Linked DNA regions of Homo sapiens: region 2 is linked to region 1. Evidence: read pairs that join two places in POLR2A ChIA-PET (ENCODE). Cell type or tissue: GM12878. All regions are shown on one strand. Each heading gives the region's core, and the rest is flanking DNA. Links, peaks and the distances in the headings are about the cores only.

Region 1 (8,328 bases), core at 21-8,020:
TTACAAGTTATAAAGAGACTATTAGACCAAATATGGTTTATCCTCCTGTGATATTCTGAAATATATATTTGGTCTTTATCACCATTTCCCAGCATACAACTCCTAAAATCCTGGGAATCTACAAAGTGCTGTGTTTTGTTTTTTGCTTTTTTGTTTTGCTTTTTCTTTTGTGAGACGGAGTCTCCCTCTGTTACCCAGGCTGGAGTGCAATGGCACAATCTCACTCAACGTCCACCTCCCGGATTCAGATGACTCTCCTGCCTCAGCCTCCCGAGTAACTGAGATTACAGGTGCCCGCCTGTCACCAACATGGTGAAATCCCGTCTCTACTAAAAATACAAAAATTAGCTGGGCGTGGTGGTGTGCCTGTAATCTCAGCTACTCGGGAAGCTGAGGCCGGAGAGTCCCTTGAACCTGGGAAGCGGAGGTTGCAGTGAGCCGAGATCACGCCACTGCACTCCAGTCTGGGTGACAAGAGCAAAACTCCATCTTGGAAAATAAAAAATAAAAAAAGAACTAGGAAGCCAGCTGGAATTTAGAATTCTTGGACTCCTCAGTTTCTCCTCGGAATGTGGAAGTGCAGAGAGGTCTGGCCTGTCACAGTCAAGTCCCGCTCTTCCATTCTGTAACCGCCCAAGGGGTTCACCTTGCCTGCTGCCAATTAATCAGAGCTCTTTTATGTATAAACATCACACACACACACAACACATATAAATACAGACAGACAGAAGATTCAGCACTTGTAAGATTTTTCATTTGCCAGTTTCTTAATTGGATTACTGAGAGTGATTTAATTTATACTTCAAAAAGATTACTCTTGGCCGGGCATGGTAGCTCATGACTGCAATCTCGGCACTTTGGGAGGCCGAGGAAGGAGCATCGCTTGAGACCAGGAGTTTGAGACTAGCCTGGCCAACATAGTGAGACCCTGTCTCAAAAAAAAAAAAAAAAAAAAAGATGACTCTGGCTGCTGTGAGCAGAAAGGATTGTGGGGTGCACAGTGGAAGCAGGGAGACTAGCTGGGAGGTAGGGGCAGCAGTCCCAGAGTGAGAGAATGATGGTCTGGACTAAGATCAGGGCTAAGATCAGGTCTGGACTAAGATCTCCCTGTGGCCAGGGAGAAAGTGCACGAATGGAGGCAGCATCTGCGGGACTTGCTGTTGGGTTCCATGTGGGCGAATATGAGGAAGAAAGAGATGTCAAGAATAACTGGCCTCTTCTCTCCAGTGATGACCACATCCTGTCTGTCATAGCTGCCTTTGCCATATGTGGTCCCTATAACATATTTAAAATGTTGGTGTTCTCAAATTTGTTGATGTTTGCCTTTGTTATTTTTTTCATTATTTTTAAAATCTCAAGTCATTTCTCATTTCAAAACCTCCTATTATTTGGCCGGCTCAGTGGGTCATGCCTGTAATCCCAGCACTTTGGGAGGCGGAGGCGGGCAGATCACTTGAGGTCAGGAGTTCGAGACCAGCCTGGCCAACATGGTGAAACCCCGTCTCTACTAAAAATAAAAAAATTAGCCAGGTGTGGTGGTGCATGCCTATAATCCAAGATACTCGGGAAGCTGAGGCAGGAGAATAGCTTGAACCCGGGAGGCGGAGGTTGCAGTGAGCCGATGGTGCTACTGTACTGTATGGGTGACATACAGAGCAAGACTCTGTCTCAAAAATAAATAAATAAATAAACTCTCATATTATTTACCTATAATTTTTTCTTTTTTTAAATTAAAAATTAATTTTGGTATAAGAAATATTCTTCAAACTACTGGTAGCTATTCACTAGTGAGTTATTAGATCAATTTACTGGGCAGACACCAGAATTTTCTTTTTAATAATATAGGAATAGAATAGAATAGAATAGAATAGATCAGAGTCCATCTGACATAATAAGGATAAATATTGCTTTATAAACTTTTGTTTTAATTATTAATTTATATTCAGGCGAGATGTTCCACATATTTCTTACTGTGGGTCATAGTCCAAAAAGGTTTAAAAGCCTCTTTATAAAATGAAATAATAAAATCTGGTTATTTTAGTCCAAAACTGTAAGCAATTTTCCCAGTATTATTGAAAGACTAGTCTTCTCTTTCACCACTGATTTATGAGTCCTTCTTTAGCATGTATTACATTTTGGGGTTTTTTTGAGACAGAGTCTCACTTTATACCCCAGGCTGGAGTGCAGTGGCACAATCTTAGCTCACTGCAGCCTCAACCTCCCAGGCTTAAGCTGGGACTACAGGCACGTGCCACCATGCCTGGCTAATTTTTGTATTTTTTGTACAGATGGGGTTTCGCGACGTTGCCCAGGCTGGCCTGGGACTCCTGAGCTCACGTCATTCTCCCACCTGGGCCTCCTAAAGTGCTGGGATTACAGGTGTAAGCCACCATGCCCAGCCATGTGTATGAAATTCTAATACAACATACACTTTTTAAGCACTTCCTGTATGCCCTATATATGTTAGGCATGGGGAAAATGACACAATGGTGAGTACAAACATAGACTTTCTCTGCACTCCTGGAGCTTATGGAAATGCTGAGGTCTGTTTCTGGGTTATCTGTTCTGTTCCATTGGTCTTTCTACAGATTTTTGCCCAGTGGTGCAGTTGTTATCACTGTAATCGTCATTTGTTGAACAACTGTTATGGGCCAGGCATTCTGCTGAGTGTTTGACATATACTATTTCCTTTAATACTCATAAGGATGCTGTAAATGATATTCTTACTCCCATTTTACAGGAGGAAGAAACAGAGGCTACGAGATGTTAGGAAGGTTTCCCAAGATGGCAGCCTTAGTCTGCTCGGGCTGCCATACAAAATACTACAGACTGAGTGGCTTGTACAACAGAAATTTATCAATATCTTCTCACAGTTCTAGAGGCTGGAAGGTTCTGGCAGGGTTCAGCTTTGGGCAAGGGCTTTCTCCCTGGTTTGTAGATGGCCACCTTCTCGCTGTGTCTTCATGAAGTGCCCTTTCCTTTGTGCTGGGCAGGGGGTGGGGAAAGGAGACGGGGAGGAGAAGGGGAGGGCCTCAACATATGAATCTGAGGGGACACCATGCAGTCCATAGCAGTGACATGTTCAGGAAGTGGCAAAGTCAGATTCAAACCCAATTTTCTTCTTTTTTTTTTTTGAGACGGAGTCTTACTCTGTCGCCCTGGTTGGAGTGCAGTGGTGCAATCTTGGCTCACTGCCAGCTCTGCCTCCCAGGTTCACGCCATTCTCCTGCCTCAGCCTCCCGAGTAGCTGTGACTACAGGTGCCCACCACCACGCCGGGCTAATTTTTTTTTTTGTAATTTTTTTAGTAGAGGCGGGGTTTCACCATGTTAGCCAGGATGGTCTCGATCTCCTGACCTCGTGATCAGCCCACCACGGGCTCCCAAAGTGCTGGGATTACAGGCGTGAGCCACTGCACCTGGCCTAAACCCAGATTCTCTTTCTCCAGAACCTGAATTCCTCTTAACATCATTTCTTTTCTTTTTTTTTTTTTGAGTTGGAGTCTTTTTTTTTTTTTTTTTTTTTGAAACGGAGTCTCACTCTGTCGCCCGGCTGGAGTTCAGTGGCACAATCTCAGTTCACTGCAACCTCCATCTCCTGGGTTCAAGCGATTCTCCTGCCTTGGCCTCCTGAGTAGCTGGGATTACAGGCGTGCGCCACCACGCCTGGCTAATTTTTGTATTTTTAGTAGAGATGGGGTTTCACCATGTTGGTCAGGCTGGTCTCGAACTCCTGACCTCATGATCCGCCCGCCTCAGCCTCCCAAAGTGCTGGGATTACAGGTGTGAGCCACTGCGCCCAGCCATGAGATGGAGTCTTGCTCTGTTGTCCAGGCTGGAGTTCAGTGGTGCAATCGCAGCTCACTGGAACCCCCATCTCCTGGATTCAAGCAATTCTCCTGCCTCAGCCTCCCGAGTAGTTGGAATAACAGGTGTGCACCACCATGCCTGGCTTTTTTTTTTTTTTTTTTTTTTTTTTTGTATTTTTAGTAGAGACAGGGGTTTTATCATGTTGGCCAGGCTGGTCTCAGACTCCTGATTTCAGGTGATCTGCCCACCTCGGCCTCCCAAAGTGCTGGGATTATAGGTGTGAGCCACTACACACAGCTTAACATAATATCTAATAGGGGAAATCCTACCTTATTGTATTTATTTTCCAAAAGAAAAAAAACTCTATTCTTGTCTGTTTATTTTATAATTTTTTTTTTTAGAGTCAGGTTCTTGCTCTGTCACCCAGGCTGGAGTGCAGTGGCGCTATCATAGCTCACTGCAGCCTCAAACTCCTGGGCTCGAGCAATCCTCCTCATTCAGCCTCCTGAGAAGCTAGGACTATAGGCGTGCACCCATCAAGCCCGGCAAATTTTTAACAATTTTTTGTAGAAATGGAGTCTTGCTATGTTGCCTAGGCTGGTCTTGAACTCCTGGCCTCAAGGGATCCTCCTGTCTTGGCTTCCCAAAGTGCTGAGATTACAGATGTGAGCCACCATGCCCAGCCAATTTATTCTCTCAAATTAACTTCAAAAATCAATTTGACCTACACACACCCCACAATATGTACCAATATGTACCATCATGATATATCAATTTTGAAAAATATAGAGAAAAAGAAAAATGACAGTAGAAAAAAAAATCACTTTGATCCATTTCATGCGAGTGAGAATTGTCATCTTCCCCCCACTGAGTATTCCCATCCAGAAACACGCTATGTGCTGTCTCTCGGGGAAGTGGTATGGATTTCCTCTTATAGGTTTCACACACATTTCTTGCCACAGATTTTCTGAGCTCATAGTTTTTTAGTTTAGTGTTTCTCAGACCGTAATGTGCATACAATCACCTAGGGATCACTTTAAATGCAGTCTCTGATTCAGTAGGACCAGGGTGGAGCCTAGGATTCCAGTTTTAACAAGCTGTCAGTGACAGATCCAATGCTGATCTGTGGGCCACGCTGTGAACCACAAGGTTCTAGTTGTGCCATTGTGTGTGGAATAGTTTAGTCTCAGATCTCAGAACTGGCTAGTGGGATTATCTAGACAAGCTAATAACTTTTATTTAGCCAGTTTTACATACAGTTCCCTTTCTGAACCCAGGAGGTTTGTTTGTTGCTGTGGAGACTAGCTATGGTTAACAAGGGTTGGAAGAGAGTTTGGGGACAGGAAACCATCATGGTGGTACTAAAAGAGGACCAGTGGGGGGCTGGGCGCGGTGGCTCATGCCTGTAATCCCAGCACTTTGGGAGGCCAAGGCAGGTGTATCACGAGGTCAGGAGTTCGAGACCAGCCTGGCCAACACGGCGAAACCCCGTCTCTACTAAAAATACAAAAATTATCCAGGCGTAGTGGCGGGCACCTGGAATCCCAGATACTCGGGAGACTGAGGCAGGAGAATCACTTGAACCCAGGAGGAGGAGGTTGCAGTGAGCTGAGATTGCACCAGCACTGCACTCCAGCCTGGGCGACAGAGCAAGACTCCGTCTCAAGAAAAAAAAAAAAAAAAAGGACCTGTGATGTCCTTGCCTTTAATTAAATTAAATAATTTAATTTAATTTAAACCAGGCCCAGTTGCCTGGCAGCAGCCCTTACCCCTTGCAATGTCATCCTATTCCATGACCAAGACTCAGACCCCATGAATCCCAGAGCTTGACAGAGTAGGTGCTCAATAAATACTTGCTGGATGAAGGAATCTAGGGCAACCCCCCTACCCCCAACTCTTGTTGCAGATAAGGAAACTGAAGCCCCAAGAGTGGAAGTAACTCGGAGCTGTTACTAGCATGGCTGGAATAAGAACCCAGGTTCTCTGCCTTCTGTTCAGAGTTCCACTTTGTGCTGGCCCTGAGAAAGACATCAGGGAAGCACAGTGCATTAGAGCTGAGAGACCTTCAAGATCATCTAGCCCAGGGCTTCTTATTGAAGGGTGTTTTAGAGCCACCGTATACATGCCTGGGTCTCACCCCTGAAGAGTCTGATTCAATAGGTCTGTGGTGGGCACTGTAGGCTTTAAACAGTGCCCAGGTAGGTAGTTCAGATTCACAGCCAAGCTTCGGAACCAGTGTCCTGACCCAATCCTCTTGTTTTGCTGAAGGAGAAACTAAACTGGCAAGGAAAGCAAGTTGCTGTTGGCTACAGAGAACCATTCCACAGAACACCCTTAAGACCTGTGCTTTCAGAAGTCAGGAATCATGTCCAGTCATGGAATTCTTGCCCAGGAGAGGAGGAAGAAGCAGGGGAGCAGGAACTGACACTGACTTAGCACCTCGATCTGGTATCCCATTTCTCCAATAACAGTGACAAGCCAGAAAATTTGTCTTGTGTGTAGGTAGGAAAGGTAGTTGATTAAGGGTGGTGATTTGAGAGATGCGGGAGGTTTTTATCCCCATCTTTTTTTTTTTTTTTTGAGATGGAGTCTTTGCTCTGTCACCCAGGCTGGAGTGCAGTGGCGCGATCTCAGCTCACTGCAAGCTCCGCCTCCCAGGTTCACACCATTCTCCTGCCTCAGCCTCCCAAGTAGCTGGGACTACAGGCGCCCGCCACCACGCCCGGCTAATTTTTTGTATTTTTAGTAGAGACGGGGTTTCACCGTGTTAGCCAGGATGGTCTCGATCTCCTGACCTTGTAATCCACCCGCCTTGGCCTCCCAAAGTGCTGGGATTACAGGCATGAACCACTGCGCCCGGCCTTTTTTAAAAAAAATTTCTAGAGGCAGGGTCTCGCTATATTGCCCAGACTGGACTCTAGCTCCTGGGCTTAAGCCATCCTTCCCCACTCAGCCTCCCAGGCAGTTTAGACTACAGGTACACCCATCATTTAAATGTTGCATAGAGGCTGAGTGCAGTGGCTCACACCTATAATCCCAGCACTTTGGGAGGCCAAGGCAGGCAGATTGCCTGAGGTCAGGAGTTCGAGACCAACCTAGCCAACATGGTGAAACCCCGTCTCTACTAAAAACACACACAAAAAATTACCCAGGCATGGTGGTGGGCACCTGTAATCCCAGCTACTCAGGAGGCTGAAGCAGGAGAATTACTTGAACCTGGGAGGCGGAGGTTGCAGTGAGCTGAGGTCACGCCACTGCACTCCATCCTGGGTAACAGAGTGAGACTCCGTCTCAAAAAAACCAAAAACAAAAAATTAGCCGGGCGTGGTGGCAGGTGCCTGTAATCCCAGCTACTCAGGAGGCTGAAGCAGGATAATTACTTGAACCCAGGAGGTGGAGGTTGCAGTGAGTCGAGATTGCACCATTGCACTCCAGCCTGGGCAACGAGAGTGAAACTCTGTCTCAGAAATAAAGAAAATAAAAACTAAACGTTGCACAGATCATACAGCAGAGTAATTAAAAATGCAGAGATCTGGCCGAGTTTGGTGGCTCACGCCTGTAATCCCAGCACTTTAGGAGGCCAAGATGGTGCCATTGCACTCCAGCCTGGGCAACGAGAGTGAAACTCCGTCTCAAAAAAAACAAAAATGCAGAGATCTCTTAAAACAAAGAACCAGTGAGAGAGTTTATATCCCAGCTCTGCCACCGACCACCAATATTAACAAATTATTTAACCTAAAACTCAATTTCTCTACTTGCAAAGTATGCCATTTAACAGAGCCAACCTGTTATAGCCTAGAGGTGAAATATACAATGGTTTGAGCCAGACTGGCTGGTTCAGATCCCAGTTCTGCTACTTATTGGCTGCATGACTTTGGGCAAGTTACTTAACCTCTTTTTGCCTCAATTTCATCACTTTTTTTTTTTTTTTTTTGAGATGGATACTCACTCTGTCGCTAGGCTGGATTGCAGTGGTGCAATCTCGGCTCACTGCAAGCTCCGCCTCCCAGGTTCACACCATTCTCCTGCCTCAGCCTCCCGAGTAGCTGGGACTACAGGCTTGCGCCACCATGCCCAGCTAATTTTTATATTTTTAGTAGAGATGGGGTTTCGTCATGTTGGCCAGGCTGGTCTTGAACTCCTGACCTCAGGCGATCTGCCCACCTTGGCCTCCCAAAGTGCTGGGACTACAGGTGTGAGCCGCCGTGCCTGGCCCATCACTAATTAAATGGTGACACTACAGTAATAACAATTTCCTCAGAAGATTATTGTGAGGATTAAATGAATTCATATAGTTCCCTAACCTCTGAACCTTGGGGTGCCCAGGGCCACAATCCTTAATCCCTTCTCTGCCTACACTCACTTCCTTGGCTTTAAATACCATTTAGGGTCAGGCACAGTGGCTCACACCTGTAATCCCAGCACTTTGGAAGGCCGAGGCAGGTGGATCATGAGGTCAGGAGTTCAAAACCAACCTGGCCAAGATGATGAAACCCCATCTCTACTAAAAATACAAAAAT
Region 2 (8,328 bases), core at 310-8,309, 160 kb before region 1:
TCCTGATGTTCCAGGCCCATCTCTGAGTCATCCTTGGACAGGAGAGATCCCAGAGGGTAAACAGGACATGAGCCTGCAGTGAGGGGAGACAGAGGAGGAGAGAACTCCCTGAAACAAGAGGAGAGGAGGAGCTGGTGGGGAGGACACAGGTAGGGCAGCGGGCAGACCACCAAGGGGCAGGCTTGCTGTTTCGCAGCCTGACCCCCAGCCTGTGTGCCTCATTGCCGCCTCCTCCTCCCAGAGCAGGGCCTACGCCTCAACCAGAGCTTGGAGCAAGACAAGGAAGGCTCCATTTCTCTCCTCCTACTCCTCTACTCAAACCACAGCCATCTGTACATCAGAAACTTTTTTTTTTTTTTTTTTAGCCCTCAGCTGCCTGATGCCCATGGTTGGGGTTTGGGCTGAGTCACCGAGGGCTGCCTGCACACACCAGGGAGGGCTCCTGAGCACCCACTCTCAGGCTTTGCACGTTTCCGAAATTCTGCACACGACAGCAATTTTTGCAGCAAGGGTGTGGAGGGTGCCTGTGGGCCAGTCACCAGCCTGCTGCAGCTGTCCGTGGTTGCCTCTGTCTGCCAGGGCTGCACGACCTCTGGTTTTCACCTCAACCACTGCGGCTTCCTCTCTCCCCGTGGGAACAGGGCATGGGGTGAGGGAGCTACCATGCCCAGACAACTAGGCATCTCCCTGCCAGGCCAGGAGTTCCACTGCCACAGCCCAATACCAGCAAATTCAGATGCAACCAAGTGACCCCAACTCAAGTTACATTCCCTTTCTCCCCCACAGGCTCTGCAGTCCCAGGGATTCGCAGTGTTAGTTGATCTCCGGGGACACTAGTTCCCAAGAGACCCCACTGAAGGCCTGGCTGTACCATCATAGGCTGTGTGCCCTTGGGCAAGAACCTCTACCATTCCTCGTTGCCTGTATATAAATTGAAGGCTTTGCTCTAGGTCAGTGTTGCAAACTCAAATTCCAGTAATAGGAATGTGCAAAATATGTTGGGGATAAGGGAGCCAACAGTGCAAGGGGGAAGTGAGTGTTGGGGACCTAGTCTTGGGGTGACGGGAACTGGGCTGAACCGGAAGCGTATTCCTGTGTAAGGGAGGCCACTGCTCAGAGGGTGGCTGCTATGGGGCTGGGGGATCCTGATTTGTCAAAGGAAGGTGGAAATTTATATTTCAGCTCACACGCTCCTGTTTTTAAAATGTCTCAATGTCTCTAATTCTGACTGTAAATCTAAGAGTGATTCCTGTGTGGGTACGGTTAGGAGGAGTCTGACCTCCACCAAAGGGGCTTTGTGGGCTGGGACTTCGTACTCCTGCAGAGCGCAGGACCGCACCCCTGAATGCAACCTCAGCCTGGAATGTTGACACAATCATTTGGTGTCCCTTTAAATTGGTATCCTATGTACATATTGGTATCTGTAATATGTAGAGATCTCTTACAAGTCTAAAAGGAAGATAGGGCTGGGCACAGTGGCTCATGCCTGTAATCCCAGCACTTTGGGAGGCCGAGGCAGGCGGATCACCTGAAGTCAGAAGTTTGAGACCAGCCTGACCAATATGGTGAAGCCCTAGCCCATAAGGACGCAGCTCTGGGCTGCCCTCGGGGTTGCGTGTACCTGAGTCCCCACCCACATCTCACCACTTAGCTTGTCTGCCCAGTCTTTCTTAACACATTTACAAGCAGATACATCATTGGTGGGAAAACAGAACACTTTAAAATATGGGTTCAGCTTTGATTTCAAGGAGAAGCTGCAAGCTGTGTGAAGGGCTGGGAAGGGCACCACAGGAGACGCAGCTCAGCCTCTTCTTCGTCCTCAGCAACTCAGCTCTGACCCCAAGTTTCACCCCATGCAGCAAGGGCTCTGAGCCCTCCTGGGCCCACCATCCTTAGAAAGCAGCTTAGGGGAGGGAAGTCTTATTGTCCCCACTGCAAATTATTTCTTTGAGGAAAAGCTACTAGTTTCCTTCTCAATGCCTGTTCTCAGGGTATCAGCGTGACCAGCTTTGTTTAAGTTGATTTTCCAGGCTCCCCTACAGTTCAGGGTGGCCAGGGACCCAGTTCTGGCAAATGAGACATAAGTGGACGTCACTGCAAAAGGATCTGAGGCAGGCTCCTAAAAGGGGAGAGACTCAACCGGCTCTGCGTTGAGTCCTTTGCCCTCCCTCTTCCTGCCTTGATGCAGATGAAAGGCTTGGCACTGCAGCAGCCACCTTGTATCCACGAGGCAGTAAACCTCAGCCGACAGCCACCTGCTTCAGATGGCAGCCCAGGAAGGTGAAAAGAGACTGGGTTCTCGATGGCAACTTCGAGTCACGACAGCCTTAGACTTCTGTGATATGAAAAAACAACCCTCATAGTTGTTTAAGCCTCTGGTTTTCAGATTTCTGTCACAGCTGAAGGGAATCTCAAGCAGATCCTTCCTCTGAGCATCTGCTCTCTTCTCAAGGGGCCTTCCGGTCACATGCTTTCCTTCATTCCCATTACATTTCCGTCCAGGTTCTAATGTCCTAGGGATATTGTAGCACGCCTCTGCCTGGCCTAACTTCAACCTCCCTCTGGATGTGAGAGGCAGACCTCACTGTAGGAAGAGGGTGAAGGAAGGGTGTCGAATAATGCATAAGGAACCAAGGACTAATATCCATATATACAGACCCAAACATCAGGTGACACTGAGCGTGTGCATCCACAGCTTCTCACACCTGCCTTGTCTGGTAGACACCAGCTCTGGATCCCCAGACCTCTCACCTGAGCTCTAGGGCAAACGCTTCCCGACATCCCCCGTGGCGGGCAGCGAGGCCGGGATGGTGTGGAGCTGCGCACTTCCAGCTTCTGGGATGCAAGGCCCTGTCACCACTCGATTTCCAGGTGTCTGCTTCACAGTGATCTGTTAAACTGCCATATGTGTTTTATGCACCTTCCTGGGTTGTGCTACAGCTGATAATAAAATCATTTGAGAATTTTGTGTTGTTGTTGTTTGAGACAGAGTCTCGCCCTGTCTCCCAGGCTGGAGTACAGTGGCGTGATCTGGGCTCACTGCAACCTCCACCTCCCGGGTTCAAGCGATTCTCCTGCCTCAGCCTCCCGAGTAGCTGGGACTATAGGCATGCGCCATGACACCCGGCTAATTTCTGTATTTTTAGTAGAGATGGCGTTTCACCATGTTGGCCAGGCTGGTCTTGAACTCCTGACCACAGGTGATCCACCCACCTTGGCCTCCCAAAGTGCTGGGATTACAGGTGTGAGCCACCGCGCCCGGACATTTTTGAGAATTTTTAAAAAGAGTCTATCAGAACCGAGCTCGGTGGCTTATATCTGTACTCCCAGCACTTTAGGAGGCCTACCTAGGTGGGTGGATCATCTGAGGTCAGGAGTTTGAAACCATCTTGGCCAACATGGTGAAACCCCGTCTCTACTAAAAATACAAAAATTAGCCGGCTGTGGTGGCGGGTGCCTGTAGTCCCAGCTACTGGGGAGGTTGAGGCAACAGAGCGAGACTCTGTCTTAAAAAAAAAAAAAAAGTTCACCACCATGCTTGGTTTGGCCCCATTTGGACGGGAGGGGAGAGCAGTGAAGCAGCCGGCACGTGAGGTGGCCTCCCGGGGCAGCAGAGCTGGCAGGGCAGGGCGGGCCAGGCCGGAGGGCTCTGACTGATCCTTGGAGCTCTAATAGGAAGCTGCACACCCATTCACTCTCTTAGAATAGCTGTGCACCTGCAGATAACCAGTTTCTGTTGTGGTGAGTGGTAGTTAAATAAATAAATAAGCAGGCAAAGAACAGGCTTGTCCTTACTGTGACAGTCATTTGCTGCTGTGAAACTACTATGGTCTAACACCTCCCACTCACTTTCCTCAATCAGTGCTGCCTGCAATGGCAGGAACTCGGGGCCAAAAGAGCACCTGCCCTAGCTCAGAGCTCGGGCCTGCCCACCCCACCACCCCACCCCCTGGGACCACCTGACTTTGACCTCTGAGACCACATTTGGCTTGCATGCAGGCAAGTTATATGACTTCTCTGAGCCTCAGTTTCTTCTTTGGCAAAGTGGGGATAGTAACAGCTCTCTTCAAAAGCCATTGTAAGAGTTGGAAATGATAAGCCGGGCGCGGTGGCTCATACCTGTAATCCCAGCAGTTTGGGAGGCCAAGGCGTGTGGATCACCTGACCTCAGGAGTTTCAAGACCAACCTGACCAACATGGTGAAACCCCGTCTCTACTAAAAATACAAAACTAGCCAGCACGGTGGCTTATGCCTGTAATCCCAGCATTTTGGGAGGCTGAGGTGGGTGGATCACCTGACCTCAGGAGTTCTGAGACCAGCCTGACCAACATGGTGAAACCCCGTCTCTACTAAAAATACAAAATTAGCAGGGCATGGTGGCACATGCCTGTAATCCCAGCTATTTGGGAGGCTGAGGCAGGAGAATTGCTTGAACCTGGGAGGTGGAGGTTGTAGTGAGCTGAGATCACGCCATTGCACTCTAGCCTGGGGAATAAGAGTGAAACTCCATCTCAAAAAAAAGAAAAAAGGTCGGAAATGATGTATTTTAGCCGCGCAGATAGTCAGCCATACGCCTGTTTCACTTATGGGTAGAAACACTGCAGTTGACTTCATTTCAGCAGCTGAGGGGCCCAGAGGACTGTGTCCTCTGCCTCACTGTGCAGGCCTCAGTCATGTTCCTGGCAAATATTCCAGAAGGCTCAGAGGAGGCGTGTTGAGAGTGTTGTCAGCCAATCACCACAAAGCTGCTCCTTCAGGAGCCTTCTCACTCTGAACCTCACATAACACAAGCCTGTGGCTGGAGGGAGGGTGGCAGGGGCCTACCTGGGCATTACTTCCACGCTTGCAGCCTCAGGGTAACCCTGGTGGTCAGATAAGCAAAGATCAGCCTCAAAGCAGCAAATAGGACCATGTCCTCTGGGGCCTTACCATGGTCCGCATGCAGTCCAGGCTTGGCTTCACCATTTGCATGAGAGCTCAGAGGACACCCATGGCCACAGAGGCTTAGCTCAGCCAGGGGAATGGAGACAGTCAGTAACATGGAGGTGAGATCATAGCAAACACCTTCATCTCCGGTTCAAGGGGGAAGGGGTCACCTGCTGGGGAAGGAGGAGGCTCTGGCAGGTGACGCTGAGCTGGAACGTCGACCACCTTCCTCACGGCCTTGGCAGTGAATTCCAGATGCCCAGACCTCTGCAAACAACTTCCAGCAAATGCAGCGAGGACAGCAGGGCACCTACTGTTGACTCAAAAAGACACTTCCAGGTTTCCCCAGAAAAGGCAGCCTTTGCTGCTGCAGCCCCTGCGGATGACGGCTTGTTTAATAGCTCAGATTCCCCAGGCAGTTTCTCCACCCTCCGCTGCTGGGATTCTTGCAATGGCGATGTGGTGGGTCGGCCTGGAGAGGGTGGGTCAGGAAGGATCTTCTGACTTGGAGACTTCCAGGGGAGACAACACCACACACAAGGCCCTGCTCCAGACTTGGCAAGGATGATGCCAAATACGCGGAGGCAGCTGCAGGAGGAGCTTGTTCCCAGGATAAAGAGGTGGTCAGCTGGCCAGGTACAGTGGCTCATGCCTGTAATCCCAGCACTTTAGGAGGCTGAGGTGGGCGGATCACCTGAGGTTGGGAGTTCGAGACCAGCCTGCCTAACATGGAGAAACCCTGTCTCTACTAAAAATACAAACAATTAGCTGGGCGTGGTGGCAGGCGCCTGTAATCCCAGCTACTCAGGAGGCTGAGGCAGGAGAATCACTTGAACCCGGGAGGTGGAGGTTGCAGTGACCCGATACGGTGCCATTGCACTTCAGCCTGGGCAACAAGAGCGAAACTCCGTCTCAAAAAAAAAAAAAAGAAAGAAAAACAAGCTGGGTGCAATGGCTCACGTCTGTAATCCCAGCACTTTGGGAGGCCAAGGCAGGTGGATCACCTGAGGTCGGAAGTTCGAGACCAGCCTGACCAACATGGAGAAACCCTGTCTCTACTAAAAATACAAAATTAGCCAGGCGTAATGGCGCATGCCTGTAATCACAGCTACTTGGGAGGCTGAGGCAGGAGAATTGCTTGAACGCAGGAGGCGGAGGTTGCGGTGAGCAGAGGTCATGCCATTGCGCTCCAGCCTGGGCAACAACAGTGAAACTCCACCTCAAAAAGAAAAAGAAAAGAAAAGTCTACAGTATAATGGTAAGAAATGTAAGCGTGTCAGATTCTGTTTTTAGAACGGAAGCATAACAGATCCACCGAAAGCATCCTGTGTTTGGTGTTCCCTTTCCTACCTGGGTTCCTCGCCCACCCAGGCATGACTGCGCTCCTGAATGTATGGTGTATCAGTCCCCTGCATGCTTTTATACCTCTGCTGTTCATGCGTGGATCTGCTAGGGTTGCTTGGCATGTTTTTTTGTTGTGGTAAAATATACATGGCATAAAATTTTCTATCTTAACCACTTTTAAGTGTACATTTCAGGGACATTAAGAACATTCACTTTTTTTTTTTTTTTTTTTGGAAACAGAGTCTTGCTCTGTCAACCAGGCTGAAGTCCAGTGACGCAATCTTGACTCATTGCAACCTCGGCCTCCCAGGTTCAAGTGATTCTCCTGCCTCAGCCTTCTGAGTAGCTGGGATTACAGGTGCCTGCTACCACGCCCACCTAATTTTTGTATTTTTAGTAGAGATGGGGTTTCACCATGTTGGCCAGGCTGGTCTCGAACTCCTGACCTCAGGTGATCTGTCCACCTTGGCCTCCAAAAGTGTTGGGATTACAGGCGTGAGCCACCGCACCTAGCCCTTTTTGTTTCTCTTCACTTTTGTCCTACTCCTGTCAAATTTTTCTTTTTTTTTTTTTGAGACAGAGTCTCGCTTTGTCGCCCAGGCTGGAGTGCAGTGGCGCAATCTTGGCTCACTGCAACCTCTACCTCCTGGGTTCAAGCAGTTCTCCTGCCTCAGCCTCCCCAGTAGCTGGGATTACAGGTGCCTGCCACCATACCCGGCTAATTTTTGTATTTTTAGTAGAAACAGGGTTTTGCTATGTTGGCCAGGCTGGTCTCGAGCTCCTGATCTCAGGTAGTCTGCCCCCCTCAGCCTCCAAAAGTGCTAGGATTACCAGTGTGAGCCACCGCACCCGGCCTCAAATTTATTGATTCTCTTACTGCTCGAACCCAGGAGGTGGAGGTTGCAGTGAGCCAAGATTGTGCCACTGCACTCCAGCCTGGGTGACAGAGCGAGACTCAGTCTCAAGAAAAAAAAATGTATTGAGTCTCTTTTATTACTTTTTCTAGTTTTATTTCTTTATTTGTTTATTGTTCATACATTTGTTTGTTTGTTTGTTTGGGCTTGGAAGTGATGGATTTCATTCCTAGTCTCTCATGCTTCCCTCCATCCACATTTTTCACATGCGCACTGAATTACAGAATCTAAAGCTAATCAGAAATTGTCCCCTGCAGGAGGAAAGGCACTCTTTAGCTCTGATCACACCTTCTGTCTTACAGACTGTCACTCGGCATCACAGGCTGACTTTGTTTTCATGCCTCCAACCAATCATCGTCATTGCTGCTGTGGTTCCCACCATCAGTGCTTCTGTGGACTTACCCACATGTTTACCAGTTTCTTTGCTCTTCATTGCTTTCATTGCCCTCTCACTCCTTTTGAGGTCAATTTCCTTTCTCTTAACAAAAATGTATTAGCAGCTCTCTTGCTGATGGTACTTTAGGATAAACTCTTTCAAAAGTCTTCCTCTGAAAAGACCTTGTTTTAATTTTTAAATTTTGTTTTGTTTTAGAAAATTTTCATGTGGAGCCTCCCATTGATGAAAAAATCTCCATTTCACTTTTACTCGTTGTGGTGCATTATCAACAAAGATGGCCACCAACAGTTTTGTTCATCCCTGTAATGTCACTCCTCCCATCAAGAAGTGGAATGTGGCCGGGCGCAGTGGCTCACACCTGTAATCACACCACTTTGGGAGGCCAAAGTCGGCAGATCACATGAGGTCAGGAATTTGAGAGCAGCCTAGTCAACATGGTGAAACCCCATCTCTACTGCAAATGCAAAAATTAGCTGGGCTACTCAGAAGGCTGAGGCAGGAGAATTGCTTGAACTCGGGAGGCGGAGGTTGCAGTGAGCTAAGATTGCACCACTGCACTCCAGTCTAGCTGACAGAGCTAGTCTCCTCTCAGAAAAAAAAAAAAAAAAAGAAGTGAAATTTATTTCCTTTCGCCCCTCCCCTTAAATCTGGGCCAGCCTTGTGACTCACTTTGACTAGTAGAAGGTGGAAGTGATATTATGCCAGGTCCAGACTTAGGCCTTAGGAGGCCTGGCAGTTTCCATTTT

The links. Peaks named below come from ENCODE experiments on the same cell type or tissue, not always from the same donor. Only the 100,000 strongest peaks of a DNase experiment are listed, where the experiment ranks them.
Region 2: POLR2A ChIA-PET joins it to region 1 with 6 read pairs; 9 of 35 experiments call an interaction of 5 or more read pairs at or near these places.

The regions. Positions count from the first base shown.
Region 1 is chr11:118,855,312-118,863,639 of GRCh38, forward strand. No RefSeq gene overlaps it. Among named protein-coding and RNA genes, the nearest start is that of CXCR5, 24 kb to the right of the region's middle. RefSeq lists an enhancer at 1,114-1,203. In GM12878, for the core only: no CTCF peak of the experiment used is centred there; no DNase peak of the experiment used is centred there; H3K27me3 peaks cover 143 bases.
Region 2 is chr11:118,692,166-118,700,493 of GRCh38, forward strand. LOC105369519 (a long non-coding RNA gene) reads left to right here. Exons shown (of 4, transcript XR_007062909.1): 2 at 787-950. Among named protein-coding and RNA genes, the nearest start is that of TREH, 17 kb to the left of the region's middle. RefSeq lists an enhancer at 84-343. In GM12878, for the core only: no CTCF peak of the experiment used is centred there; DNase peaks (open chromatin) are centred at 506 and 3,776; H3K4me3 peaks cover 593 bases; H3K27ac peaks cover 2,174 bases.